2 separate regions of the Mus musculus genome follow, and region 1 is linked to region 2. Evidence: chromatin loops called from intact Hi-C (ENCODE). Cell type or tissue: heart. All regions are shown on one strand. Each heading gives the region's core, and the rest is flanking DNA. Links, peaks and the distances in the headings are about the cores only.

Region 1 (15,877 bases), core at 4,630-12,629, 520 kb after region 2:
TTCTTAACCACTGAGCCATCTCTCTGGGCCCTTAGCACCACCTTTAACTTGAAACCCATCAAACAACTGAAGTTCATTACTGAAGCAAATTCCAGATTGTTTAAAGGGCATGCTTGTTTATGCTGACTAAGGAGATATTTTTTTTTTAAAAAAGGACATTTAAAATGTTTTCCACAGAAATCAATTAACTCCTTGGTAGCAGGGCCCATTGCTTGATAATTTTTGTATTTCCAGGATGTAGAACTGGATTTGGCAGGGAATATGGCATTTCTTATATGTAGCACTGAATGGCTATATAATATCAATATCATTCCTTATCTCTATATATAATTAAAAATCACATTTCTAGTAATTAAGAGGAACTGATTACCCTAAATATCACTTCACAATGGAGAATCCTAGCAGGCACCACTTTAACCAAGTGCTCAAGTTTAACATTGCCATTGAGGAATGACATGAGTCTCAAATACCCTGTTGTGGACTTAATAATGGCTCCCAACAGTATCCAAAATCTGGTCCTACATCCAGTATGAATATATCCCTTTACATGACAAGCAAACTTTGTAGACAAAGAATTTTCATTAAGAATTAATTAAGAATTTTAAGATGTAGAGATTATACTGGATTATCTCGATGGGGCCAATGTCCCACAAGGGTCCTTATCAGTTGGAGGCAGAGAGGAAGACTTGCTTATAAAGAAGAAAAGGCAATGTGATGATGGAAACAGAGAATGAAGAAGTATGGCCATAAGCCAAGGAAATACTGGCTTCAGTTCTCCCAAGAGCCTTCAGAAGGAACCTGCCTAAACAACACGTTGAATTTAGTCTTAAAGGTTCCTTTCATAATTTTGGGACACAGAAAACAAACTCCTCCTCCTCCTCCTCCTCTTCTTCTTCTTCCTACTCTTCCTCCTCCTCCTCCTCCTTCTCCTCCTCTTCTGTGCCATCAATGATGCTCCTTGGTTATAGAAGCAAAGATTTTGATGGCTTTTTTCCCTCCAGAATTCATCTCCCAAGTCTAATAATAATGAAGTGTTAGGAAAACCAAAATTGAAGGATAGTCTACAAAATACTTGAACCATACTCCTTAAAAGGGTGTTAAGATCAAACTAGGTCTGCTAGTACAGATCTGAAATGCCAGATACTCAGGAGGATGAGGCAGGAGGATCACACATTTGAGGTCTATATGAGCTAGAGAGTGAATTCAAGGTCAATCTGTTGAAAAATAATTTAAAGGAAAAACTGGGTTCAATCATTAATTATGAGCACACATGGGGTGGGGGTGGGGGACAAGGAAAGTCTGAGAAACTGTCACAGATATACCACTGGCCTAAAGGATCATAATGATTAACTACCACAGAGCATCTTGGATTGGACCCTGAAATTGAAGATGACAGTAGAAGGACCAGAAGTCTGATTAAAGTGTATAGTTTGTGCAATAGTATTGTACCAATACGAATCTCTTAGTTTTGTAAGATGTTAACACTATGAGGAGTTGGGTGATAGATACATTTTCAATCTTTGCCCTGCCTTTGCAACTTTTCTGTAAATCTAAAGTTAGTCCAGACATCTATTATGGATAGGCAGAAATAACTCAATGATGCCTTTCAGGGCATTTAGCATTCTTCATGGGGGAGGCGAAAAAGACTGGGAAGAAATGGTTGATCTTAGAATGGTACTTCTCTTGCATGCATACTGTTACTGGTTGGGACTGATGCCTCATGTTGTCCTGGGGCAAAGGCAAGGAGAAAATGTCCCTGTATTTCACAGATGGAAAGCCACAGCACAGAACACTTCAGTAACAAATAATGTTCATTGAATTGATTTGACTTGCGCAAGCTCACTGAGCAGATATAGAGATGGCATATAAATTGTCTAATTTCCAGATATATGGTGGCTGAGTAGCTAAGTTCAGCTCATTTTAACTATCTTCAAAATACATATATCTTACCCAGATAAGAAACTTTGCTGTTCTTGGAAAACAAATGGATAATAGCTTGCAAAAGTTCTTCAGACTTGACCAGATTTTTACGTCAATGAACACCCTGTCTAAATACTCAAGATTCAACTTGGGTTTACAGCACTTGCCTCTTGTGGTCCTTTGTTTCTTTTTTTTTTTTCTTCTTCTTTTAATGGTTTATCTTTCTTCCTCTAGTCCATCCATTGTACTGGCTAAGTGTTTTCCATTGTTATGTAATAAATTACCATCAACCAGTGGTTTAACAGTAACAAACATTTATTAACTCAGTCTCTGGTGGTCAGGAATTTGGAAGTGGCCTGGGTTGTGAGGTCCTGAATCAGGGACTGTCATGAAGCTGCAGTCACATATCAGCCAAATCTTTGGCTCTAGATCAGTGTTTCTCAACCTATGAGTTATGACCCCTTTGGGGGTTAAAGGACTTTTTACAAAGGTTACCTAAGACCATCTGCCTACCAGATATTTACATTATGACTCATATCAGTAGTAAAATTGCAATTATGAAATAGCAATGAAAATAACTTTTTAGTTATGGATCACCACAAAATGAGTAATGGCATTAAAGAGTTGTCATGGCATTTGCAGCATTGAAAAGCACTGCTCTAGAGGGTCCCACACCTAAAATGACACAGAGCTATATCAGTTCTTCATCAAGTAGGCCTATCAATAAGGCTATTTGAATGTTGTATTAGTTACTTTGTTAGCACTTGTGACAAAATGTCTGCGTGGGAGAGAGGCTTATTTGGGCTTACGGTTTAGAGGGTACCTTCCATCATGACTGGGGGATGCATGGCAGCTTAGTCTGAGGCTATGGGACCTTGTATCAGCTTGTTGCATCTTGGTAGATAATAATTAAAGGCAGAATGTCCTTCAAGGCCCTCCATTGTCAGACTACATCATCCAGCAAGGCCCCATGTTCCAAAGGATCCATGACTGCCGCCCCAAAGCATCACCATCTCTGACCAAGTGTTCAAATGTATGGAACTGTGGGAGGACAGTTCACATTCAAGCCATAGCAAGTGTCCTCATGACATGGCGGCTGCTTTCCTCCAGAGCAAATGATCCCCAAACAAGATGCTGTGATGGTTTATTTACCCTCTAGTGTTGGGAGTTGTGATGAAGTTGCCTGCTTCATCATTTCACTTGTTAGAATCAAGAAACTGTGTACAGCTTATATCCCACAGAAAGAAAATTAATCCTGTTTTCCTAAGTAGACACATTCCATGTTGCTTGTCTTATTGCTATGACTAAATCCCTGACAAAACTAGCTTAGGAAAGGAAGCATTCATTTTGACTCATGGTTCCCAGGAACAGTCCAGCATGATGGAGAAGTTACAGTTTGAGTAGCTTGAGGCAGCTGGGCACACAGCATCAACAGTCAGGAAATGAGAGCCATGAATTCTTGTGATTACCTCGCCTTCTTTATATTCATTTCAGGACCCTTCCCATAGACTACGACTGCCCACACTTAGGGTGGGCCTTCCCATATCAATGAACCCAATCACAAAAATCCAAGGTGATACTGAGCCCATCAAGTCAACAATCAAGGTCATCCATCACACGTAACAAGAACAGGTAGACTTAAAAGCCACAACATTGGACATTCCTTTAACTTTGAGGTGGGTTAAGAATGTGGTTTTCCTCTTCAGGCTTTCTCTGACCATCGGCATCTGTTTCTGCATCTTTGTAGGGCTCAAACTGACACTTGACTCTTTGAGAACACACCCCTCATCTTCCACGGAAGTTTCTCGGCCCATGAAAAGTCAAGAGTATTGAGAACAGAAAAGGGAACTTGAAACAATCCCAGCATTGCAGGATCTGGATAGACTCATCTGCCTTGTCTGTTCCTGCTGCAGCACTAAAATTTGACATCTCTGATTCTTTTCAAGCAAGAGTTACTGCAGTCCTCTACACAGCTCCTCCCTTCTGTTGTCACAGGTCTCACATGGAAACCATGTCCAGTGCCCACCAACCCTCAGCACATCACCTTGGCATCAAAGCTGAATGTCACTCTACTCCTGACTCTTTCATCCTATCTTTGGACTATTTGGCATTCGGCATTCTGGCTCTCAGTTCTCTTCATTACTTACCTCTCTGTCTTCATCTCTCATTTCCAGTGACTCCTTTGTTCCTATAGTGAATTCAGTTTGCACACAAGAGTAGGCTCAGAATTTCCCTCTGGAGTAACTTCCATCATGTCCTTGATTTTTTATTCTCAGAGTGATATCCCTAAAAGAAAGGAAAAGAAATCACCATCCTTATGGGTGAACTGGCACAGACTGTGATTATCAGAACTCAGAAGGTAGAGGCAGGTGGATCTTTGAGATTAGAGTCCTGCCCCTGGGTATACTGACGTAGCATAAGACACTGGAACAACTCTCAACCATTATCAGGGATATGAAGAAGCCCCGGTGCAGTAGTTTACTTTCTTGTCTATTTGTTGTGTAGTCTGGAACTCTTGATCCTCCTGCCTAAGACTCCTATGTATTAGGACTACAGACTCACATTACCACACTGAGCTGCAAGGCTGCAGTGGTTCTTAGTTAAATTTGAGGTGGTCCAGTTGCTGGTTTCAGACTGAGCATGAGCTTCTAGTCTCTCCTATCCCCATATACCTAGTTTCCTATTCCTATTCTGCCTTTTTAACCATTGTTCCCAGACATTCTTGATGCCTACAATGTTCCTGTATCGTACACTTTTAACTTGCATATGACTTTCCTGGACATCTTGTTACAGCGAAGATTAGTTCTTCTAAATGCAACTTATTAGGACTAGAGTAGTGCCTAGGATTCTGCCTTTCTAACGTTGTTTTTATTTACTTAATTTTGTATGTGTGTGAGCATGAACAGGCATTACATGCCACACAGCATGGAGGTCAGAGGACAACTCTCTGGAGTCAGTTCTCTCCTGCCACCTTGTGGGGTTCACGGTTTGAAGTCCGGTTGCTAGGCCTAAGCAAATGCCTCTACAGGTTGAGCAACACCACTTGCCCATGATTCTATATTTCTAGTAAATCCTGAGGCCATGCTGCTTGCTTAAGGATTTACTCTTGGGTAACATGAACCCATAGCAGTAATCTAAATTCTTATACATGTTCCTTTCCTTCCTCCCTCATCAGAAGGGGCAGAACATGGACTGTCATGCTGACATGATCCCTATAGCCTATGCTGTTTGCCTCGTTAGCCCCCAGTGTATCCCCTAGAGACCTAATGAGAAAGAATCATAATTGGGTTCTGGGTCCTGTCATTGAAGATTTAAAGTTAGTAATATAGGGTAGGACCTCAGAAGTTGTATTTTTATGAAGCACCCCTGACAATCTTGCTAATTTAAGAGCATATTTTTGTCAATTATGTATATGTGTATATCTCTGTGTGGGTACATGTTTGTCAGTGCAGATACTTGGAGAGGCCAGAGACATTGGATTGCCCTTAGAGCTGGAGTTTGTGGGATGTGGCTGCTGGGAACTGAAACCAGGTCCTTTTGAAGAGTAGTATACACTCTTAACCTCTGAACCATCTTTCTAGGACCACCTTTTCTTTTCTTTTTTTCTTTTTTTTTATTAGGTATTTTCTTCATTTACATTTCCAATGCTATCCCAAAAGTCCCCCATACCCTCCCACCCACTCCCCTACCCACCCACTCCCACTTCTTGGCCCTGGCGTTCCCCTGTACTGAGGCATATAAAGTTTGCAAGACCGATGGGCCTCTCTTTCCAATGATGGCTGACTAGGCCAACTTCTGATACATATGCAGCTAGAGACACGAGCTCCGGGGGGTACTGGTTAGTTCATATTTGTTGTTCCACCTATAGGGTTGCAGACCCCTTTAGCTCCTTGGGTACTTTCTCTAGCTCCTCCATTGGGGGCCCTGTGATCCATCCAATAGTTGACTGTGAGCATCCACTTCTGTGTTTGCTAGGCCCCAGCATAGCTCTTTTTTTTTTTTTTAAGATTTGTGTCTTATAGGCTAATGCCAGCCTGAAATCTTAAATAAAAATCTTCCCCAATGGATCCAATGTCCTTAATTTTATTTTGGTCTCTCTCTGTCTCTGTTTCTCTCTCTCCCTCCTCTCTCTCCCTCCTTTCCTTCTCTACTCCTCCCTTACCCTCGCTCTATCTCTCTTTGTTCTGGACACAGTCACTGTAACTAATTTATCTTAGTGATATATATATATATATGTATATATATATATTAATATAGCTAATAGTAGATGTCAAGCCTCAATATACATTCACTTTTAAACTACCATTAGAACATTTCTATATGGCTGTAGAAGGCACAATGCTAATGGCAGCTTTGATAAATCAACACCTGTCCACATCTGCTTAACATACATGGGAAGAAACACTAGTAGCCTAATTGGACTTAAGAAGCAAGACTGACTCAGCACACGGATGAACAGATGGGGAGATATAATGCCCACAGGTCCTCTTTGTGTACCCAGACTCTAGAGGCAGAACTTCATAGCAACAACAAGGGATTCAGCACTGTCTCATCCAATTTGCCTCCAGCTGTGTTTCATGTTGTACTCTCTGCACCCTGTTTCTGCTAATTTGGGTGACCTTTATAAAGGGGCTTATAGTGTTTCTCTTGCTCAATGCTACCCTGCTTCCTTTGTGCCACGAAGCATGTGCTGCGTTTTCTCTGTTCAAAAGCCCTAGCCCGCACCTAGGAAATCTTCAATGTCAGGTGTTACATTTTCTTTGGGGGGGCGGGGGTGGAGGCAGTAAACTTCATTCTAGAAAGGGAATGGATCTAACGTGTGATCACCTCAATCAGTGCCGCTCTCTAGCTTCTTACATATGTAGTACATGGCAGCTATACATTCCTCTTAAGTAAACAGAGGAATTGATGATTCACTGGTGTGTGTGGAACTCCTGTCTATTGATTTGAGATCAATCAGTCTTCTGAGCTGTTCCCAAGCAAATCTTTTCCCTTCAATCCCCAAATGGTGATCATGGTAATAGTGGTAAGTAGCTAAAATTAATCAAATGGAATAAATACTATACAGTCTTACCAGGGATGGTTTTTTATTGAATTTCATAAATTATCCCTGCTCTACAAATAAAGAACTTGAACCTGAAGATGTGTGCCCAAGCAATGTGCCAAGGTAATAAATGGGTGGGTCTGTCAGGACTGAAGCTCATGTCCTGTATCAATAAGTTGTACTTCTAGCAACTGATTGACACCACTAGACTCATGTTTATTGGCTCAATCCTGGCAGTGCTGGACTCCACTAAGAAACCCTTCTACCTGCAAGCATGTAGCATCATCAATCTTCTGACTGCTGCCTACAAGGACTCTTTCATGTTACCAAAAGGGCACCACAGTCACCTGGCCATCAAATGCTGCAAAGGTACATGGCAATGCCTTTGGAAGCTTTCTGGGTGGGCCCTGACATGGTATCAAGCAGTTTTCTTTATTTATTATGGGTCCTGAAATATGAGCCTTTCCCTAGCACTGTCTGTTATTAACTAGCTTTCTGACACATATCAAAAAGGACCGGCTCAATAGATACCATAAAGGTATAGCCTTATGATGTACTTGTTAGTGCTAGCAAAAGGTCAAGTCTCATTCTGATAGCATTTTAATAGAGTATTTCTCAGCACTCCTTTGACCATAACTCATTTCTTTCACTAGCTCCCCACCCCCTCTGTCTCTTGTTTCCTGTTTCTTGAGAGAATCTACAACCGTTGTATACTTCGGAGGAAATTGACAGCTTGCCAAAAATGCAAAAAGCTACACCAAAAAGCCAGCTCATATGATTTTTAGATCAAAAGAAAATAATGCGCTTTAAATTTGGTTTGAAAAAGATCATCCATTGATCTATGTGTGCTGAGCCTGCAGCTGGCTCCATAGTCAGAGGCTTGGGAAGTTTTCAAGAAAGAGCACATGTGCACCGTACTTCTGGTTTTCCTGAAGTCTGTTGCTGTAGGTTTAAGGTGTGAGTCCGTGCATGCAGTTCTCCGTAGCAGTCCCTATTCCGAGGGAACTAACTGGGACAGCTCACACACAGACCTAGATGTCCCATTTTAATACATTAGTAAAGATTAGAAACAGGAGGGTCCTGAGTCACATCTGAACTCATGGAGATAGTATCAGAGATATTCCCAGACTTTGCAGCGAACAGCATTTATTAAATGCCTGCTATTAGGTGCTCCCAGCTTAAATGAAAAGGCAAAGGTATCTATCTATTAAGCCACTTAGGAGTTGTGATCTGCTGCCTGATTCTCATTTGAAGAAAGCAGGCAGCTGGGCAGTGATTGAAGCGTCCAGCAGGGGGCTGGCATTCGCTGTCTATACATGGTCCTGGCTCCACTTCAGAGCGGCAGCTCAGGAGAGCTGCCGTTTGCTAGGGAAGCCAGTGACGTCCAAAGCATCCTGCCTATAGGATTGGAGGCTTTCTTGGTGCAGTTTTTTTCTACCCACTTTAAACCTTCAGGTTCTACAAATCAGGGAAGACGGGAAATGCTGTGTGAAAATAGCAATCCAAAAGTTCTTAGTAAACTGCAGCCAGAGAGACTCAGTCTAGGATGGAGGTAGGAAGAGCTGAGACAAAGTGGGCTTAATTCTAAGCTTTTCTTCAGGCTGAGTTTCTGTTGCTTGTTAACTTAGTGAATGTACAGATGTATTGCTTGCTGGTGGTGTGAAGGCTGGGACAGAACCAACATCAACAAACTGAGCTAGAGTTTGGAATACCAGTGTGTGTGTGTGTGTGTGTGTGTGTGTGTGTGTGTGTGTGTGAATTCAGAGTGTTTTAAAGAGAGATCAAGAGGCTCACACAGATCAGCGAGCCTAACTGACAAACCTTCAGCGCCTAACTGAAAAACCCAGAAGTTACAAAGCAGCATCTTGAAGGCGCATTTGAAGAGAGAAGCTTTGAGATGGCTCCAAATAATTGTTCCCACCTGAACTTGGACGTGGACCCTTTCCTGTCCTGCAACGACACCTTCAATCAAAGTCTGAGTCCCCCCAAGATGGACAACTGGTTTCACCCGGGCTTCATCTATGTCATCCCTGCAGTTTATGGGCTTATCATCGTGATAGGTCTTATTGGCAACATCACGCTCATCAAGATCTTCTGCACGGTCAAGTCCATGCGAAACGTGCCAAACCTGTTCATCTCTAGCCTGGCTTTGGGAGACCTGCTGCTGCTGGTGACATGCGCCCCTGTGGATGCCAGCAAGTACCTGGCTGACAGGTGGCTATTTGGCAGAATTGGCTGCAAACTGATCCCCTTTATACAACTTACTTCAGTGGGGGTGTCTGTCTTCACACTTACGGCACTGTCAGCTGACAGGTAAGTACTCATTGGAAGTTATATCCTCTCTTGGGGTGGCGGACCACTCAGTGAATCACATGAGAGAGCTGTCTACCCTAAAGGGAACTTTTACTCAAACTCACAATCCCTTCCAGGCATGGTTTTGTTCTGAAAATTACTTCTGGAGTTTGGCATATTAGTTTAAGAAAAGAAAAATGAGAGAATGGTGGAGACCCGAGGAGACAAATGAGAATTAAATCTCTAAGCCTGAGACTGAGGGGCATTTTTTTTCTGAAGAAAAATCATTGCCTTTCCCTGTCTTCTCCTTCTCTGAAAAATTAATTGAACAGTGAGAAGGACAATCCTACCCTACAGTTTCAACCTCAGGCTAGTGTTTTTTAGAAGCAATTCAGAATCCTTCAGAAAATAGAGAAGTTCCCACTGACCCTCTGTAAAATCTCCTTTGAGAAAGAACAACAACAACAACAAAGGCTCCATTTCTCTGAATTTTGTCTTCCTTGGACAGTCTTAACTTTTCTTACAGTTCATTTTTAGGTATGACTGAACAGAACAGTTGTGTGTGAATTTTTCCAAGTCTCCCTTCAATGACTTTAAATATGTTTGCTCCCTTTTGCCCAGCTAAGCGAGTTCAAGGTTGACTGTCCTTCTATGTACAATATCTTTGTATCTTGGTGAGGCTGAGTGTCTTCTGTTATTCTGAAAAATGCACATCTGGAAAACACACATGTGATTATACACACACACATATATATATATTTCAAACCTGTATTTGTCAAATATCTATATCTACCATGTTAAAAAGAAAAAGAAAACTCATGCTTGAACAGGCAAGTAAAGATATATGTGAAGGATATTCACACATGTTGTTGATTGTATCTTATGTTCTGAAGAATGAACACAGAAATGATTAGACTACTAGATACAATATGTTGTATCTAGTATCTAGCTAAATTTCTAAATTAAGAAAAAAAAACCCAGGTTTATTGGACCAGAGGTTATACATTGTTATCTTTAAGTCAACTATATGGTGTATGTTAAAAATACATAGGACCAGAGTGTATACTGGAAAAAGTATAGCTGCAATTCTGTAAAGTTTAGAATCTGAAGTAGAGGGCCTCTCCTTTACTACTTGTGGTGCTTGAGTCTCCTGCTATAAAAGAACAAAGCGTCCTCAGGTGAGCTGGCCTTCACAAGTAATGGACAAATAAAGCCAGTGTTATCAGTATTTGTGGCCATGTGTTTAACTTAAGCTATTTAAAGTACACTGCTCAGCACTGATGATATTCTCAGAGCCTGAAAAGTAATGGTCCAGAAATGAGGTTATCGTGTGGACCAGACAGGGTTTCTCCACACACCCTCATCTTGCTTGCACCCTGCCTATTTACCTTTAAGGTACTAATGACCACAGACACTTTCTGTGTTCACTCAGGGCCAGCAAACTTCAGGGCTGGCAAAAGCTCTAAGGTTGGTTCCCACTGGTGGAGGGCACGTCAGGCTGAGCATAATTTTCTTGATAGGAAGAAGAGATTTGGGTTTCCGGGCTGGTGAATGCAGTGGTCCAGATGGTGTTTACTGTCTCCTCGGGGAGGCGAACAGCATGGAAAGGGAGGGCATGAAATGGAAAACTGCAGCTGCAGGGACCCTCTTCCTGGAGTTTCAGACCAGACTGAGCTTGCCATCAGCAGTCAGGAACAGCTCTGTGCAAAGCTGAGTTGAATGCCACTGCAGCTGCAGTGTGTCCTCACTAACTTTTTGTAATTGGCCTTGCCTGGCAAGGGCTGATGGATCACTGGAATGACAGGTGCATCACACTAGCTTCAATGAGAATAGATGCCTGACCAGTTCGATAATACAAAACTTGTACTTTTCTATTTATCTTATGTTGAAAAGCTACAAGATTCTTACAACAGCTTTATGGGCTTGGCAATGTAACTGTGGATTCTATACTTAACAATGTGTCATCTATGAACATAGTAAAAAGAGTAAGTTAACAGCTCATCATTTTTACATAATGTCTATGTAACCACGTGATTATAATATTGAGGATATGAAGGAGTCCCAATGCCTTGCCCATTTCCATTTAATATTCCTAAAGAAAGGCAACTGTTACCTGACATTACCTATTGAAATTCTTGAACATACAAACATACAGTGAATAGAACTTTGAGTTTGTCTTCTCATGCTTGGTGTATTTCTGGGATTCTCATCCATGTTAGCACGTTTAGGAGTGGTTTTTCGATTGTGTGCAGGGTCCCATTGGAGGAAAAGACTTCCAGTTATCCTGATGAATACTGATGTATTTCTTTCTGGATTTTGTTTCTGTTTGTTTGCTGTTTAGAAATTCCTACAATGTATCTTGACAATATTCTTTACTCATCCCCAGCTCCTCTCTGATCCTATCTCAACCTTACCCACTACGTTCTTCGCTCTTTAGAAAATGAACAAACAAAAAGCAAAAGCAGACAAAAATAAACAAGCTAACATGGGGTCCATTTTGTATTGGACAACTGTTTCTGAGCAGGAGTCCTGCCCTGGAGTGGTTGATACCGAGAGTCACTCCATTGAAGAAAACTGATTTCCCCTCTCTCAGTAGCTATCAAGGACAGAGAGCTTCTTGGTTAGGACTGGAACTTTGTATCTTTTGGCTGACATAAGAATTTTATTTCTTTTAGGTGTATGTTCAAATCTGAAATGCTTAAGTTATTAGTTCACATATTTAGTACATATTGCTAGTTTTCATGTGAGCCTCTATACTTGGTAACTTGGTAAAAAAGGGTGACCCAAACTGCCCAGCGTGGATGACCATCAGAACTAAAAGGGAACAGAAACAGAAGCCTAGGCTCCACCCTAAACTACTTTAACAAGGTTTCCAACATGTGAGTGGGGCTCACAACTGTTAACATGAATGCCCAACCATCGTAGGTTTTTAGCAAAGCCAATGTTTATCTCAGTCACTCTCCTGCAGCCCCCTGTATCCACAGGTAAGGTTGAGTGTCACTAAGAAAAGAACATTTTTCTAGAAAAATATATACCACTCTCACCATCCCAAAAGGGCACTTTCAAGGATTTTGACTGGAACCATGGGATCGCCAGTTTACCAATTTCAGGGTCACATTCAAGTACCTTCAATTTTAGTTCCTGTCTTCTCTTTCCACTTGCACTCTCTGTCCTCATACACACACCGCTGTCCTCATACATGTTATTACATGGCCCCATTCAAAATACAGTCTGATTCCATTTCCCTTCTCATGACAGGGAGCCCCAGACTCAAAATCGGGCTGTTTTAAAAGATGGTGGCTGAGTGACCCAGGGCATATGGATTTGGAAGGGGTCCTTCCCTGGTCACTTCAATGGTTCTTAGGCTACTATGCCTAGCTTTCTGGATTCTGATGAGATTGGTCTCTTTCTCACAAAAGAAGACTCAATTTAGTTCCCCATAGAGCATCCTCCTATAAAATCCCTATTAGAGGAGTTTGGGCTGCCAGATCCCAGGTTCTATCTAGTTTGGTTTTTCAGAGGCATATGCTGCCACCCTGGAAGGAAATACACCTTGTGTCTGCCCACAGCCACAGTGACCCAGAAGTGCTGCCAGCAGCTTCTGGGAATGAGCAGAGGCCAGGTGTGTGGAAGTGGGCTTTCCCAGCCAGGATTGCTCTCAACCTGAATGCCTTGGCAGAGGAGACGAGGGTAATGAAGAACTTCCATGTCTCTCACACATTAGTTTTTCAAGTGTCAGGCTTTCATGTGATTAATTAAGGATCATTCTGGCAACTTAATATGCATGATGGGAAAAAAAAAGCTCAAGCTTCATCATGAAACACGCAGTGTCTCACGAAGGGCTCCCTGGTGAGGTCTTTTGAACTGTGCCTGTCAATAACATCCTTTAAAAATAGACTAAATTTACATTCTTGCACTTATAAATCTTCCTGGTGTGTGTGGTTGCATAAAGTCTCCTTTAATTAAAACTCAGGCTTTCAGCATAAAACGAAAGTTCTCCTCTTTTTTACCTCCAAGTAAAAGCACAAAGGGACATCCAAGAGGTTTCTTTGGCACAGTGGTCTCCTCCTCTAAGAGACTTTCTTTGGCCACTCAGTCTGAGAAAATGGGAGATCCTATCAACCAGGTTCTTTCTTTAGGTTCATTGGAAGGTAAGTTGCATATGTGCTTAGGGGGACACTTTGACACCCCCACCCCCGAACTGCATCACCTTCACCAACACAGCCCAAATGTCATTTCTATCACTCATCCGATTTCTTTCTGGTCCCTTTTTAGTGTACCCCTCCCTCCACCTCAGCTTCTGGAGACCTTGATCTTTTCCAGGATGCCCCATGAATATGTAACATACAACCTGGTTCCTTTTAACACACCGTATTGCATGTTATGCTTATATAACTCACTCCTATTTTGCTGTGTAGTAGTCACATCATTGGTGTGTCCTGGTTTGTTTATCTGTCCTCCAGTTCATGATCAGTAGGACCGTTTTCCACTTGGGATGATGATGAATAGATCAGGCATAATTTATCATTTACAGTTTTAGTATGGATATATGTCTTCAGTCCTCATGGGTACATACAATCTATGATTATTTTCTCAAGACAGTCCTTATTCATTTGTTTTGTTATGTCATGCTGTATATTTATAAGACATGCAGGAGTCTAGAGGCTTGGAGAAATGACTTTTCTGCAAAGTGTTTGACTTACTATCCTGAAGAGCTGAGTTTCACCTCCAGAACATACCTGTTATCTCAGCACAAAGGAAGCAGAGATAGAAGATATCAGGAGCTTGCTAGCTAGCCACTGAACCTCAATTGTCAACTTCTGAGTTCAGTGATAGACCCTGTTTCAAAATATAAGATAAAGAGCCATCAATGTCAACTTCTGGCCTCTGCTCACGTGTGCACACACACCTACAAAGTGGGAATCTATCTCAGTCATTAATATATTCTCCGATACTAGACCAGTTCATAGTATTTACCGAGTGCTCAAGATATCCTTGCTGAACAGATGAAATGAAATATGCATGAAAGAATAAAGGAGTGAATACATTCAGATGGCTCATGCCGGATGAACTGAGAATACTTGATTATGATCTACAAATCATGTTCATTTCCTCTGATGATTCACAGAGTAACACTAGCACAATGGTTCCAGCCACAGATGACAAGAGCTAGATTCTGTGGAAACCGACGAGTGCTTTTCAAAAGAAAAACCAAACAAAAGTTTGGACAGAAGGCAGATAAACAAATATTTAAAATCATAATCAAATGAGTTACAAATTAAATGGCTTTAATCATAAAATAGTTATCATAAAATTCAGGAAAGTACCATAATACCTACAAACTAGCTTCCTGACTCTTCTTTACCTTGCCTGTTTTCCTAACTCTTTTGGCTCTATCCTCATCTGTCTCCTCTTAAAATATCCATCATTTGGACATATTTTTTTTCGCTTTGCCTTTTTTAAAAGTTCTGGAGATTGAGCTGAAGGTCATATGCATGTATTCATGCTAAACATACACTCTACAGCTGACCCACACTCCCAGACTGATAAGTCATTTCTATAAGAAATTACAATCAGTCTTCCTCAGGGATAAATTCCCTTGTAGCTTATCCATTCCCAAGTTGTCAGCATTAAACACATGTATAAGAGTAACAAGGACCCTGATAGAGCTGTCTCTTGTGAAGCGATGCCAGTGCCTGGCAAACACAAAAGTGGATGCTCACAGTCAGCTATTGGATGGAACACAGGGCCCCCAATGGAGGAGCTAGAGAAAGTACCCAAGGAGCTAAAGGGGTCTGCAACCCTATAGGTGGAACAACAATATGAACTAACCAGTACTCCCAGAGCTTATGTCTCTAGCTGCATATGTATCAGAAGATGGTCTAGTCGGCCATCATTGGGAAGAGAGGCTCTTTGGTCGTGCAAACTTTATATGCCTCAGTACAGGGGAACGCCAGGGCCAAGAAGTGGGAGTGGGTGGGTAGGGGAGTGGGTGGGAGGGTATGGGGGACTTTTGGGATAGCACTGGAAATGTAAATGAAGAAAATACCTAAAAAAAAGAAGAGTAACAAATTGATCCCACAGGCTATATTTATATATACATAAGTATTTTGTGTGTAAATTATATCTCTAGAAGAAGAGGTCATGGATCAGAAAAGAATTGGGGGGAAAGTTGGAGGAGTTGGAGTGGGAGATGAAGGGATGGAAATGAGATAAATATAATACTCGTGTGAAATTCTCAAAAAATAAAAGGATACCATCAATGGCTTACCATTTTCTTGAAAAATGAAAAGTTGACACTAAAATGAGGAGAAAGGTTTTTTGTTTGTTTGTTTGTTTGTTTGTTTTGTTTGTAAAAAAACGTAGACGAATATGGCTCTGTTTTATCATGGTTAATTAAAATCTAGCTTTTTACTAGAGGTTAGAAAACTCTTCATTGGGCCCAGAAGGGGATCGGAACTCCACAGGAAGACCAAGAGAGTCAACTAACCTGGACCTTTGGGGGCTCTTAGTTATTGAGCCACCAACAAAAGACCTAGCTCTCCTGCACATATGTAGCAGATGTGCAGATTGGACTTCATGTGAGTCCTGAACAACTGTAGTGGGGACTATCCTCAAAGC
Region 2 (15,877 bases), core at 3,789-11,788:
TCTGCAGGTTATTATTATGATTTGGTTTTATGTATGGAAGTTAAAAGCTGAAGGCCTGAAATCGCAATGTTCATATTAGGATTGTTTGCTGGGTTTGGTCCTAACCAAGAAAACAAAAATAGTGGCCCACAGATGCGGAACTTGATTTGATTGACTTCCCATACTGTAAGCCATGTTCATATTTCTAAATTGTTTTGAAAAAAAATAATGTACAGTAGGCCTTGATTGAGCTTTCAGGATGCTATCTACACTGTCTCAACCTATTTCTACCCAGGAAATATTATGGTCTTTGCTGCGCTCCTGAGTATATGTCCTCTAGTGATAATGCACCCTTGGTAATACTCACTGTTTCTGGCAACTTCATTGACAGGGGAAGACCAGGTGTACACTCAAGACCTAGAATGACCAAGAATGTGGAACCTTAAAAAAAGGTAAAGTGCGCTGGGCGTGGTGGCTCATGCCTTTAATCCCAGCACTGGGGAGACAGATTTCTGAGTTCGAGGCCAGCCTGGTCTACAAAGTGAGTTCCAGAACAGCCAGAGCTACACAGAGAAACCCTGTCTCAAAAAAAAAAAAAATAGGTAAAGTGCAAAACCCTTTGCTAGTTCCCACAGCTCAGAACTCAATGTTGACTGCTGTTTCAAGTAAGAGGATTGTCAACATATCGTTAACATTCTTCTTCAGATGTTCACATCTGACTTGTTGAAAGCAGCATTACTAAGAGGTGGTAGTTTATTCAGAAACCAGCATTTCAGGCCATCCCTGAGCACTGTGCTTATATTTCTGCTTGCTGAATGGAATCTTTGGTTGTAAACTAAGATTGTTGCCTGCTGTTTTCTTAGATAAGAGACTATAACTGGTGACTATTCTGACTTGAATTTAACGGCTTGCATATGTTAGTTACTAACGAAATTCCTAGTCACCTAGAAAAGAAATGAGGCATAAGGTCCTAAACTGTGGGGAGATAAACTGTCCTTTGCTATTAATGAGCTATGACACATATGAGCTAGAATGGGAATGGTAGAAATGTAATGTTACTCCAGTGATTGGTAATGCTTATGGTCCCTGTACCTTTAGAAAGAAGTGAAGCAGGGCTCACACCTGGGACCCTAGGGAGGTCAAGGCAGGACTTCAAGACATTCTGGGCTGTATAGCTATGAAACAGTATCCCCAGCAAAACCAAACAGATAGAGTGTGAGTCTCTGAAATGTAGCCACAAGTCACTTGTTATTTACAAGTAAATTTTAATTTCATTAAACATTTATAACTGTGCCTACTCCTTGCTATATTTATATCATACATTTCCATCTTCAAAGAAAATTTGGTGTTATGACTGCATTACTAAGTTCTCCCAGTTTTCCAATTAATTTGGAAGGCCATCAGACTTGGAGAGCAGTAGTAATAACAGGCTTGTTTTATGAAGTCTTTAGGAAGAATTCTGATGGAGGATGGAGTGCTCTTTCATTAACCTTCCAATAACTGGTGTTCTCTAGGGTGGCGGCCCAGGGTGTCCCATAGGTCTCCGTGCGACTAGGAGGGGCAGCGGTGGCGGCGGTGGCAGCGGCAGCAGCGGCAGCGGCGGCAGCGGCAGCAGCAGCAGCTAGCAACCTGGTCAGGGTACGCTCTCCATCCACAGAGATGAGCCGTCAGGCTGCTACAGCATTATCCACTGGCACCTCAAAGTGTCCACCATCCCAGAGGGTACCTGCCTTGACTGACACAACTGCATCCAACAATGACTTGGCGAGTCTTTTTGAGTGTCCTGTCTGCTTTGACTATGTGTTGCCACCTATTCTTCAGTGTCAGAGTGGCCATCTTGTTTGTAGCAACTGTCGCCCCAAACTTACATGTTGTCCCACCTGCCGGGGCCCATTGGGATCCATTCGCAACTTGGCTATGGAGAAAGTGGCCAACTCAGTACTCTTCCCCTGTAAATATTCCGCTTCTGGATGTGAAATAACTCTGCCACACACCAAAAAGGCAGAGCACGAGGAGCTGTGTGAGTTCAGGCCTTACTCCTGCCCCTGCCCTGGTGCTTCCTGTAAATGGCAAGGCTCCTTGGATGCTGTCATGCCCCACCTGATGCATCAGCACAAGTCCATTACCACCCTGCAAGGAGAAGACATAGTTTTCCTTGCTACAGACATCAACCTTCCTGGTGCTGTTGACTGGGTGATGATGCAGTCTTGTTTTGGCTTTCATTTCATGTTAGTCTTGGAGAAACAGGAAAAATATGATGGTCATCAGCAGTTCTTTGCAATTGTACAACTGATAGGAACACGCAAACAAGCTGAAAATTTTGCCTATCGACTTGAGCTAAATGGTCATAGGCGCCGATTAACTTGGGAAGCGACTCCTCGATCTATTCATGAGGGGATTGCAACAGCCATTATGAATAGTGATTGCCTAGTGTTTGACACCAGCATTGCACAGCTTTTTGCAGAAAATGGTAATCTAGGCATCAATGTAACTATTTCCATGTGTTGAAACGGCAATCAAATATTTCTGGCCAGTGTTTAAAATTTGCATTTGACTTCACAGAGAATAAGCCACCCATCTGCCTGCCAACCTAAAACATTCCTGGTAGGTAGAAGCTAGACATGAAGGTAAAGAAAAAGAAAAGCTGTTAATACAGGAAACAGTTGCATGTAGTAACACTAATAGATTTAAAAATAATTCAACAGTAAACCACTGAAAAACCATATATACTCAAGATGGGCATCTTTTGTATTAAGAAAGGAAACGTTGTAAAATATTTCTGAACTTTGTATTTGTTGTAGATTGATTGTATTGTTGACAATTTTTCGGGGTGGGGGTGTGCCTGCACACATGCGTGCACGTGTGTGCTTGGTTTTCCTTTAACAAGCCATCTACGTGTCATAGCCCACTGTTTTCCCCTTGTGAGTCAACACATAGTGCTGCTGTGGTTTTGGTTTGGTTTGCTTTTGGTTTTTGATGTGTGTGTATTTGATAATTTTTATTCTAGTTTTTCATTAAATAAATTTGACTTTTCTGTCATTCAGGTTTTTCTCACTTTTGTACCTTTTAAGTTAGTGTCTTTTTGATATTCATAATTGCTTAATGTCAAAAGTTTGTGTTCAGTACATACTTTCTTTTCCTTCAATCAATTTATTAGAACTCTTTTTGTCTCTGTGTATCCCTGGCTGTCCTGGAACTCACTTTGTAGACCAGGCTGGCCTTGATCTCAGAAATCCGCCTGTCTCTGACTCCCGAGTGCTGAGATTAAAGGCGTGCGCCACCACGCCTGGCTAGAACTATTTTTTTTTTTTTTTTTTGGTTTTTCGAGACAGGGTTTCTCAGTATAGCTCTGGCTGTCCTGGAACTCACTTTGTAGACCAGGCTGGCCTCGAACTCAGAAATCCGCCTGCCTCTGCCTCCCAAGTGCTGGGATTAAAGGCGTGTGCCACCACGCCCGGCTAGAACTATTTTTAATTTAGCCCTTTTGTGAAAATAGGAATTGCAAAAAGGAAAGGTAGCAGAGCAGCTGTCAAGGCTGAAGCGAGTGCAGGGTAGGTTAGGGAGTAAACTCTGATTTATATAAATTTTAAAAAGTCAGGCTTTTCCTCTCTTCAAATATCCCGGGCAAATCACATGTTTGAATTGGCTCTTGTATTTATTGTTTTTGCAAAAGAGTGCAGCGTCATACACAGTATTTGTAATTAAAGTAAATCATTTGTTTTTTTAAAAAGGCAGTTTGCAAAAAGTGTTTTTGATCTTTTATAATTCTCATTAAAAGATTATCTGGCAATTAAAAAAAAAAAAAAAACCTTCCAATAACCTTGAGAAGCAATGGCTGAATTAAGAATTTCTTTATTTTCAGGCCGTCTGCGGCTCCTGGGGACTAACAGGAAGCCCTGGAGCTAGCACAGGAAATGCAGGCTTTATTCCCTGTGGCAGCAGTGCCATGTGATTCCACTGATTAGTCAGTTCATCGGCAGAGTTTTCCCCATAGCCCTGACAGTCCAGCAAGGAGACTTGTGCTTCTGCGAGTGTTGGTAAAGCCTTAATGAGAGCCTGCGTACTCCATTGTTTGTACCCTGGCTTAAGGTCAAAGCCTACTAAGAAGGTCTTTGGTGCTGTGCTTTTCCTCATGAAAAAGACAGGCTAGAGAGCTGTCAGGCAGGTGGGAGTGAGCCACAATGGTCATTCTCAGTTTTCTAATAGGTTAGAAAAGGCGAAAGGAAAATCATTTTGGTAACTTCATTGTTTGATTTTTTTTTTTTTTGAACCAGGTTCTTTCTGTATAGCTTGAGCTAGCTTGGAACTCATACAGATTTTCTTGCCACTGCCTTCTGAATGCTGGGTTAAAGATATGCACCATGATGCCTGGAAATGTATTTAATGTAAGCCTGTATAGTTAGGATGTTGACCTCTTTAATATGTAGTCAGTTTAAGAATCACTTCTAAGTTTTCTTCATAGCCCGGTGGGTGTGTTCTGTTCTAGCACCCCGTGCTTTGGACTGACCGAAGGAAACAGCAGGAAGAAAGCAGAGCTTAAGAAGGAAGGGAGAAAGGGGGTGAGAGAAGTTGGACTTTAGTACAACAGTCCAACTGGGTAATTTCAGGAATCTGCTGAGAGTCAGGACACAGATTTAGAAGAGTGACAATGGAAGTTTCATTGGCTGGCTGGGATCTAGAGGCCTGAGCTAGATTGGCTGTCCTGGGCAACGAGAGGAAGAAGTAATGTAGTGATCATTGTGGTAATGGGAACTAAAGGACAATCAAATGTCTCTAGTGATGCTCTTCATCTCATGCCATTCAGTCAATCTACAGGTTGGGGTGTGTTTGCTTTTCAGACTAGAGAAAAGGTATTACTGACAGGGTTTTTTTGCTCACTCCATGACTAATAAAAATGCTCTCCTTTTTCCACCAATATGAAAAATCCTTGGTTAGACAATATCCTACATTGAAGGAAAATGAACATATCAGGAGATTATTTCAGACTGCTTTTTATTTAAGTAGAGGAAGAGAAGGAAGGAGGGGATGAAAGTTTTTTTTCTTTTTAGAAAAACAAGCCAGGGCTGGAGAGATGACTTAGTGGTTAAGAGTACTGACTGCTCTTCCAAAGATCCTGAGTTCAAATCCCAGCATCCATATGATGGCTCACAGCCATCTGTAATGGGATCTGATACCCTTTTCTGGTGTGTCTGAAGACAGCAACTGTGTACTCACTTAAAACAATTAGGAAGAAAGAGAGAGAGAGAGAAGACAGAAAGACAGACAAGCCAATGGCAAAAAGCTAATGAAGAGCCAGGCTGCCTCCACCTTAAGCTTAAAAGCCATCTTATAGTGAAGACAAACTAGGTTCACTCCTGTTCATGATTAAACCTCTGTTTCTCAAGGATTAGGCTGTGCCCCACCTGAAACCTTGACTACAAAAGGTTCTGCCTGCCTGTTCCAGGAATGATGATCACTCCTCTGTTTCATAAAGTTGTTGGTAACCATCTTGCAGCCCTGCCTTTGTTCCAAAGGGTTAGATGACCACCTATAACTACCTTGTTCTGCTCACGTTGAGGCCATGTCTTTGTTTCAGGAAGGGCTAACTTGTTATCCTTATGTTCTGCTCCTGTAAATCTGCCTATTTTGCCTGCCAAATCCACCATTTGAAAATCTTCTATTCCTGAGCTATAAAATAAGTCTTGTGTTCCTCACATCCAATGCTGACCTCCAGAACCCTGCCTTAGGGGGAGCAGCCCTGTGTAGATGAATGAAAAGTCTTGCTTTAGTTGATTTGGTCATGATGATTTGGATCTGTGGTCTTTGTCTTCCCATCTTTGGGATTGACTCTGGATCAACCAAGAAGTTGGTGAGGAAGTCTTCTAGTCAGTATCTTAGTTAGTCAAAGAGGAGGTGAATATGGGGAAAGAAAATACAGATGAAACTGAATTTGTAAGCCAAAGGCTAAACATGATAGGAACATATGGCCAGAAGAGGCCAGTTGAAAGGGTAGGCCCTGGTCTCTAGCTGGTGAGTGTGTGTGAGAGAAAATAGATAGTTTCCCTTTTTTCCTCCCTTCCCTCCTCCCTCCCTCCCTCTTTTCCTTTTTTTCTTCCTTCCAGTGTCGTCGTTGTTTTCAAGACTGTTTCTTTGTGTAGCCCTGACTGTCCTGGAACTTGCTTTGTATACTAGGCTGGCCTTGAACTCAGAGATCCATCTGCCTCTGCCTCCCAGTGTTCCACTACCCAGCTCAATTTCCATTTCTTCAAGTGGTAAGCCATTATGGATTGCTTAAACAGGGAGTTCTTGACTATTCCCTTTCTTTCCCAGTTTTAACAAAGACTTTATTCATTGGCTTTGAAAAAGATGACTTCTGTGGCAGTCACTTAATATGCCAGAGGGGAAGATGTATGGCCTCTTTGACAGATATCCTTAAAACAAAACCAGCTGGCTCTAGTGGCACTAAAGAGGCTGTGAGGTGTTTAGAGTTTGATGCCAGCCTGGGATACAGACAGACCCTGTCTCAAAGAATTAGAGCCATTTAAGGAATTTCCAGAAACACTTCCATTCTGATCAGATTATACTATTAAAATAGTGTGCCATTTAAACATTTGTGTCCTAGTTGGTTTCTGAAATACAAAGCTTTCCAAAGAACATGGGCTTCAGGTATCTCCAAAGAAAGAAGAAAAGTGTGCTGTACAGGGGAGTAATAAAAAGCATCCTGGTTTCAGAAGCTGCTTATCAAGCATTCCTGTGCCTACTTTGCCAAGTTCCAACTCAAAAAGTATGTTTCCCTTTCTTTCTCTTTTTTTGGATACTGGCTAAAAGCCTGGGAGTGCTTTCCCTGGTACTTTTTCTGTGAAGTCACTTCCCCTTTGCACCATGAACATGCTGCCCCTAGACTAACAACAGCTCAAAAATGCGACCCCATTTTCTGTGACAGGCTTCTGCTAGTCAGTAGCTCTGCCTTTGCCATTTGTCCCCATCTATAATCGTATAATACAACTTTATAAACCAAAATAAAAGACCTAAGTTTTCATAGGATGGGATTTCTCAACTGTAGCACTCAAAATTTTAGGCTGGAAAATTGTGGGAAGACACATATACTCTAGGGCAGTGGTTCTCAACTTGTGGGTCATGACCCCTTCGCAGGTCACCCTTTCCTAGGAGTAGCATATCAAATACTTAAATTATGACTCATAACATCAGCAAAATTACAGTTATAAAGTAGCAACAAAATAACTGTGCTTTGGGCTCACCCCAGCATGAGGAACAAGTCATGAGCTTTTTATTATTTCCCCCTGTATTGCAGCATTCCTAAGTTGAGAACCACTGCTTAGGGGTATTGAGAGCATCTCTGCCACTTGACCACTAGATGGCACTGCCGCACCTTGTGATAGTATGACCATCAAGGGCAGACTCACTGGCCTTGACTTTTCTAAGAGTTCCCTGTCATTGTTGCTTTGACACTTGTCCCCACCCCCACCTCCCAGTACACACATACCTGGAAAGAAAAATGAATATATGTTTTGAATTTCTATTTTTAGCAATCGGGGGGAACTGTCTTTTCTGTGAAGGTGAATGAGAATAAACAGATTCCTATTTTTGTGGAAATAGCCTTCCCAGGCACTTAGGTCCATAAGCCCTTCATCTTAGTTTACCTGAATTTCAAACGAAACCAGCAAACAGAAATTGATAGAGAGATGATTTTTTTTTTTTTTTTTTTTGTAGTTTGGACAAATGTTGAGTTGTTGGCTTCTTTTAAGTGCCTTTATAAACTCGAAGACAGAAATTTGGGGTTGCTAATTTTATCCAACTCTAGGCTCAGAGAACACAGGCCTCATAGGGAAGCACTCCCCATTTTCCCAGGGACCCTCAGATCTTGGGTTTTTTAGGGTACTAGGTAGAAAACTTCTGCTTACAGTCCTTTGTTCTCCTTAGAAAGATTTATTCTGACTCTACTGCAGTTTTGGAGCCCCAGGGTCATCCTGAAGTCCTATTAACATACTAATAAGGAAAAGAAAGAAGGTAGAGCCCAAGTGTGAAGGATTAGTTTGCCTGTGAACCCTGGTGATAATCGAGTCTTACAGGCTTTGTTTATTTTGCATATCAATGCATACTTTGTAGTCTATTCTGTTACCTACCTGTTTAATTTCTGTCCTGCTCTGCCTATGGCCTTCTTAAGATTTACCGGCAGCCAGGAGACAAAGGCTAGAACATGGGCTAATTAGGTCCAAGGTGGGTTATCTAGTCCACCACTCGATGGGAGGGAGCAGAACTCCAGCTTGCTTCTGTTCTCTGTTACTGGAAACAAGTTGTTGTTGTTGTTGTTTTTTAAAGTCTGGGCTGAGGAAAATGGAGTCCTGATGATATCACTCCCTCCAGTTTTAAAAAGAAAAAAGTCCTTTTTTTAAAAGATTTATTTTTTTATTTCATGTGAGTGTGTTGTTGCAGTCTAAAGACACACCAGAAGAGGGCATCGGATCCCATTACAGATGGTTGTGAGCCACCATGTGGTTGCTGGGAGTTGAACTCAGGTCCTCTGGAAGAACAGTCAGTGCTCTTAACCACTGAGCCATCTCTCCAGCCCTCGGTTGTTTTGTGTGTGTGTGTGTGTGTGTGTGTGTGTGTGTGTGTGTGTGTGTGTGGCACACCAGGGTACAATCCCCATTATACCCTTGCCAAATCCCTCATTATATTCCTTGCCAAATTCTTTATGCCTAGGTGTCGAAGTGCAAGCCTTTTGTGTTTTGTCTTGGATGTCAGCTTCCTGTGAACTCCTTACCCGAAAGGGTTCAAATTCTCTGAGGTAAAAAAGAAAGATGAGTCTGATAGCAGGGCCCTGCTGTCTCGTTAGAGCAGGGTTCTCAACTGTCCTAGTGCTGTGAGCCTTCCATACAGTTCCTCGCGTTGTGCTTATCCCCAGCCAGAACAGTATTTTGTTGCTACTTCAAAACTTTAATTTTGTTACTGTTATGAATTGTAATGTAAATATCTGATACACAGGAACTCTGTGATAGCTTATTTCTCTGCCTCTGGTGAAATGAGCCAATTCAAGCCAGATTAGATGATATTAAAGGCAGGTTTATTGGGAAGCTGCTCTTGGGTGACTTTACTGACCCCAAGGATCAAGGCCAGGGGAGTCACCATGGGGAGGTAGGAAGGGAGAAGAGAAAGAAAAGGTGGGCACAGAGGGAGCTGAGGAGAAGGAAGGAAGGAGGGAGGGAGAATATGAGAGAGAGCATGAGAGAGCGCAAAATGGATTATATAGGGAGGAGCCTCTGGGGGAAAGGGCAGCCCAGCCGCTGGGCTGGAAAGTTGAAGGTTGGTTGCAGGGTATGCCAGGTAGGGACTGAGGGATGCGGGGAAAACCTGGAAGCCAAGACTGCTTTGGTCTGTTAAATATGCACCTCAGTGACTTGTCCAAGGTCTGAAACCAAACATCCCAGCCTTTTGCTGGCCATAAATGAATAAGGGATGTTGTAATTGTCCACGACTACTTCTTGCTGACATTAGGGTGCATTTTAGGGTGGGGGCAAAAAGGTGGAATGTCAGCCAATCCAGGAAGAGCTGGTTGTGTCACTGCTGTCCAGGTTGTGGAACCATTTTAGGGAAGGAGGGTGTAGGCCTAGTTGAAGCAGTCTGTGAGGCTGGGCCAGAACACCTGTGGGATAGACAATCTATGTCTGTTTCTAGTTATCTGTTCCAAATTGTACATCTAGCCAACAAAGCAGGAAGCGAAATAAAACTTAACTGCATCACTTCTCAACATGACTTTAAATATAATTCTGTACACATTAAAGGATATGATCATTTATAAGGTTACTGGCTATCTACCTGTATTTTTCAATTATAATACCTTTTATAAAACTAGAACCAAAAACCTTACCTCAATTTTAAAGTATCGTTTGGAGACCTGCTTCCCTGCTCATGTTGTTGCCCTTAAGAAAGATAATGGTGAAGCCACAATTCGGCCATCTTTATCCCAAAGTCAAGATGGCAACCAGTCACAATCTGTTTGCCCAGTGTGCTCCTGTCAGTGAGGTGGGTGATTTAAAATGAGCAAGCTAGTTGTTCACTATCATTTTTTGCCTTCAAAGCTGCTGGTGGTGCTGCCGCTACCACCTGGGCCACACAAGGACAAGCTGGAGGTGGGAATGGGACGTGGAGGAGGGAGGGCCTATGTGGCACCTGGAGCCCTTAGCTCTCTGCGGTGAAGGGAGGGTGGGAGGGCACAGCTTCCAAAAAAACTGGACATAGCAAGTGCAGACCAATTTGAATAATTTTTTTGTTTTAGATCCCGTGACACCCATCTTCCCAGTACCAGAGATCTCAACACTATTGAATTGATGTCCTAATTCATAGTCTGGAATCAAATGGTGTGTATGTGAGGGCAGTAGCCTCAAATACAACATCTCAGGGCTCAGAAACTAAAGGAGGCTACAGGCTTGAGCTGGAAAAGCAATTGAAAGGGCAACTTGATATTGAAGGGAAGAAAGATATCTGTTTGTGGGAGGATTGGAGCACTTCTTATAGCCAAAGGATACCACTGGTCCCCAGAAGAGATGAAACGGTCTAGAATGGACTGCGATCTGCAAAAGATCGTCCTTGAGTGCTTCCAGGAACAGCAGAAATTGGGATGTGCTCTGGGATATCCAGAGTATCTGGAAGGGAGGGGATCAGAAACAAGAGAGGCTACTTAAGAGGTGTGGAGACAGAAGGAAGGGCAGCAGTTTTCCTGGGACAGTTGTACACGACAGGTTTCAGAGAGAAAGAACTAGATATGGGTAAAGACAGAACGAGCCAGAGAATCAGCACGAGGTAGAAGATTAGATTCCGAGAGTTAGTGAGGCCAAGCAGAGCAAGTCAGGAGAAGCTGAAAGAGACAAGCCAGATTGAATCCGTTGCTGTGGAGAGGAGTTTTGAGCCAGAACAGGCGAGTTGACCAGCCAGCTGGAGTTCAGAAAGAGCTAGAAAGGGTAAGCTTATTCAGCAGTAAGTCTTAGAGACTGAAAGCATTCTAGGCCTAGATTAGATTGTACCGAGGCTAAAAGCTTCCAGGACTAGCCCTAAGGTTAGCAGACAGGCAGGAAGCCTCCAATTACTGTAACTGAATCAAAGTTACTTTTACAGATGGTGTTTTTGGTGTTAGGGCTTGATCTGGATATGACAAGGTGGTCTGTGGAGCCAGTTGATTGGCGTGGTTGTCAAGAAGAGAGATATTACTTGTCTTCTTGATGTCCACTATAGAGAAGATGTCCACTTGGGTGGGGAGGAGACAGCTTCAAGGAGTTCCTGTAACAAAAGGCAGTTAATAATTGGTGTTCGCTTTTGCATCACGGAGCCCCTTTCTCTCCAGATTAAGATGTTGGAGTGTATTATATTGTAAATGTATTTGGAGTATATATATATGTATGTATATATGTGTGTGTATGTATGTGTGTATATATATATATATATATATATATATATATATATACACATATACATATACATATATACCGACCATGAGGTTGGAAGCAAGTGTGAATGTTAACATTCTGTTTAAACTCCACCCCACAGTTACCTGGCAACAGCCAGATATGCTCCACCCTACAGTTACCTAGCAACAGCCAGGTAGGCCCGGCCCACTAGAAAAGGGGCTGCTTACAGCCTCCTCCCTCTGTTGCTTCTGTCTTGCTCTTCTTGTTCTCCCCTTCTTGCTCCTTTCCCCCTCACCCCTTCCCTATCCCCCCCCATGCTCATGGTCATCTCTATTTCTCTACTCTTCTCCTTCCCCCCTCTCTCTTTCTTGTCTCTACTACCCTCTTAATTCCCCTCCCCATGCCCTGAATAAACTATTCTATGCTATACCATCCTGTGGCTGGTCCCTCAGGGGGAAGGGATGCCTTGGCATGGCCCGCCAAGACACCCCTCCCCCCCACCCCTCACCCCCCACCATAGAACATATTCTCTCTCGCTCTATTTTTCTTTTTATAAACACATCAGTGAGTGCTCGGGTGAAAGCTGTTAGTTCCACATGTTGGCAAGTTTTGCTAGGGGTAGAGATTTGGCTTATGTGTGGACTTGTGGGAGTAGCCAGGTATCCTTGGAATACAGTATATCCTGCCTCCACCCTAAAGACTTGGTTTAGGGGCTGGAGAGATGGCTCTGTGGTGCTCATCGAGAGGTTCAGAGTTCATTTCCCAGCAACCATATGTGGTTCACAACCATCTGTAATGGGATCCGGGATCCGATGTCCTCTGCTAGTGTGTCTAAAGATAGACAGTGCACTCACATACATAAAATGAATAAATAAATAAATCTCTTTTTTTTTAAAGACTTGGTTTAGGGTATTACCACCTATAAATTGTGATATCTAGGAAGATTCCATTCTCTATCAGGTGCCCTCTGAATAGCCTTGGCCTCTGCCCTAAGTTCCTGAAAGTCGAGTTCCTAGAAACCTGTACCTTTCCCAGAATGGTGTACCTGTTGTAAGATAATAAACTGCTTGCTTCAGCTTCTCTAAACCCACTTATTGCTATGTACAGGGAAGCGAGGCAGCTTCAGCTTCTCTAAACCCACTTAGTGCTATGTACAGGGGGAGCGAGGCAGCTCTTCACATAGCTGAGGGGATTGAAGACGATTCTCGGCTGCAGATTGATTCCACAGAAGCAAGAGAATTGTGGTCTCCACCTTTAAAAACCCTTCCCTTAGCCCCTGCTGGACAACACACCTTTGATTTGGCTTTTGTTACCTTGCTAGCAGGTTTTAATCAATTCAGCTAATTACAATTTAAATTGAATCTGTGGTTTATTTCCTGGTGTATCAAACTTTGTAACATTTTTGGATGCTCCAACAAGATCCCTGGAGGACCCAGACTCAGGGACAGGAATTGGGATGATTCCCAAGTGAGAGCAAGCCTGAGGTGGAATTGGAAGCCCAGAGAGCCCAAGACCACTGCTGCCACAAATTTAAGGTTGCTAGTAGGGAATTGGCCTCATAAGAGGCCTGGGAGCATATAGCCCTGGACAGGAATGAGCATTCTTGCAGTGAAAGGTAAACCTCCATTGTCTCCATTTAAGGACCAGGACTGATTTTTTTAAAAATCCATAAGGTACAGCTTCAGGAACAGACCGTAAGTCCCAGAAACTAAGTCATAAGACACCAGCTCTAGGAAGAATCCATAAAATCCAGAATAAGATCATAATACTCTCTCTCAAAGAATAGCCTAGGGATAACCACAAAAATGGGGAAATATCTTATCTCAGAATGGGCCATCTGTGCTGGACAGCCCTATTTCATATGATTAAACATTCATGACATAGGAATGCAGACCACTGGCCACCTGTGACCCCTAGCACCCACCAATGAAATTTAGATTACTGAATCCTTCTAGAGAGTTCCCCTGGTTACCTATAAGGACTGTGTGCCTTTGTCGGGGGTCACCATAACCATTTCAAAGAACTGTTGACCCCTGCATGCTGGTTGTTTCTCCAGAATAAATGCTCTTTGTTTTCACATACTGAGTAGGGGAAGGAGGCCTTCCTTCAGCGGTTTTTGGGCCCTTACAGCAGATTTGAGAGGCCTGGGGAGCTCAGACTTTGACTAGCACAAATTTACAAATTGAAAACAAAATGAAAATAAATTGCTGGCCAATATGCTCTGAAACTCAGACCAGTTGGTGAGTTGTTGTGTTCTGTTTTGGAATGCAGACATTTGGAGAGACATGGGGGAGATTGAAGCAGTTATAGGCCCAGTCTCTGGGACAGAAGAGATGCCCTTCTGTGCTGGTTCTGGTGTGTGCGTAAAGGAATCTGCCATGTCTGCGTTTGTTTAGTCTTCTCTGACTGTTGACACATGATACTCTTTCCAGACTGCCCCTGAGATGCATACTGTAATGCTTTCAGGAGTCCCATGAGGCAGACTATGGGGCTAAATTGTCACCACAGAAGCTCTGCTAGAATGGTCCACTTTTGATGTGGAGTGGCCAGATGCAGGATCATTCAACCCTCAGACTGCCAAGGGAGTCTGGCAGGTGGGTACAGGGAATCTTGGCCACCCTGATCAGTTTCCTTACATTGCCCCCCCCCCCCCCCGTTCTCCCTCCTCCATGGCTGGAATGTACCCTTAAAGGAGCTCCTCTGTTTTAGTCTCAAAGTCAGTGAGCCAGAGCTGAATACGAACCTTAGTAAAAAGCCACCACTCTCCATTATAGCCTCTTACAGTCCACACATTCAGCCAGTCCAGGACCCAACTGTGTCTGAAGGGGACTCCAACTGTGGTCCCAAGAATTTATCTCAATTGTTCTCGCTTTCATTTGGTTTTGCCCTCACTTCTGCCTGACTGGCTTTTACCTCTGAATACTGAGTCAGAAACCCCCTGTTCTCCCTCGACCCCCTCTGGAGGAAGGAGGCAACCGGGAACAGACCTTACCCAGACCTTACCTTTTTTTCAACCAGTGGTTTGTATAACTGGAAGACCCAGAGACGCTTCCCTTTTCTGAGAAACCTCAGGCTCTCATCAGCCTATTAGAAAGTGTTTTCTTATCATCCCACCTGAGCTGATTGTAAGCAGCTTTTAGGTCTCCTTTTCACTACTGAGGAAAGGGGCCAGATAATAGCAAGCCAGGAACTAGCTGCAATGGGCCCAGGGCCCCCGGGGTTCAATGCAGAAAGGTGATCTAAGTGAATATTGTCCTCAACCTTACCAAACTGGGATGCCAACACTGACCAAGGTAAGGAGGCATTCAACACTCATCGCTAGGCCCCATCAGCAGCAATGGGTTGAGCTTCTTGAAAGTCAACTAATCTCTGAGAAATGGACACTCTCCTGCTGGGTTCCTGGCGTGTCTCTGAGAAACTTACTGGAAGTTCATAGCCATTGATCCTTATGCCCCAGGGAAACAGTCGGCTATTCATGTTGCTTTCCTTGCCCAGTCAGCCCCAGACAGCCCCAGATATTGGCAGAAAGTTACAAAGATTAGAAGGGTTGGAAGGAATGAATAGGTCATAGCTATTAGAGATAGCTCAGGAGACTTTTAACAATAGAGATCCAGATGGGACGAAACACAGGAGGCTTGCCATGATAATGGCAGCCATGTTCAGAGAAGGATCCAAGAGAAGCCAAAAGTACCTTAGGCACCCCAATCAGCATTGTGCCATGGTGGAGAAAGACCCAAGACACAGAGAGGACAAAAGCCTTCTAATTCTCAGGTGGCTTGTCCTTCACTCTCCCGGCTTTCCCCCTCCCCTCCCCTTCTCACATGGTCCAGCTTAGGGGTCAGCTTCAGCCTGGACTCTCCCACATGTCTCTGCCTCTGGCTATGCTATCCCTTTTATCTACAGTACATTTTTTTCTCCACTATACCTAGAAGTGGAGTGGTCCTGTCCTTCCTTTTTGATTTCTCTTTTTCATTTGAAGAATACTTGATAAACCCATGTACTTTTGCTCCTGTAACCTCCTCCGTGAGAGATCATGGCATTCAAAAATAAACATGCTGTTCTGGGTGACTTGGGTTCATTTACTAGGGAATGGAAACCTGTATTTGCCTGGGAATAAACTGTTTCTTGACTTCATAGTTGCATTCTTATGGATACACCATGTGCTGAGAAGGGCTCATTGTGTATCCTGTTGCAGTCTCCATAATTCCTTGTGCTATCGCTAAATGATGAGAAAACATTGGACATTATCAGTAAGAGCCTTTCGCTAGGGGCTGGAGATGGCTCCACAGTTAAGAGCACACACTGCTTTTTTGCAGACGACCTGACTCCAGCTCCCCCTACCTATATCAGATGGTTCATAACCACCAGTAACTCCAGCCCCTGGAGAATCTGATACCGCTCTTCTATGGGTACCTGCACTCACCTCACGTGTGCACACACATAGGCACACACAATCAAAACAATAAAATTACATTTAAAAGAATTCATAGCCAGCC

The links. Hi-C counts contacts between places; a loop is a spot of excess contacts. Peaks named below come from ENCODE experiments on the same cell type or tissue, not always from the same donor. Only the 100,000 strongest peaks of a DNase experiment are listed, where the experiment ranks them.
Region 1: it touches region 2 in a loop (3-fold over the local background); 2 of 42 quality-filtered maps call a loop at or near these places.

What each region holds. Positions count from the first base shown.
Region 1 is chrX:163,542,282-163,558,158 of GRCm38, reverse strand. It overlaps Grpr (gastrin releasing peptide receptor), which reads left to right and starts at 8,423. Exons shown (of 3, transcript NM_008177.3): 1 at 8,423-9,277. The coding sequence starts at 8,862. In heart, for the core only: a CTCF peak has its summit at 8,245 (motif pointing right); no DNase peak of the experiment used is centred there; H3K27me3 peaks cover 404 bases.
Region 2 is chrX:164,057,844-164,073,720 of GRCm38, reverse strand. It overlaps Siah1b (siah E3 ubiquitin protein ligase 1B), which reads left to right. Exons shown (of 4, transcript NM_001308385.1): 3 at 371-431; 4 at 1,494-3,018. The coding sequence starts at 1,639. The coding sequence ends at 2,487. Among named protein-coding and RNA genes, the nearest start is that of Siah1b, 11 kb to the left of the region's middle. In heart, for the core only: a CTCF peak has its summit at 7,325 (motif pointing right); no DNase peak of the experiment used is centred there.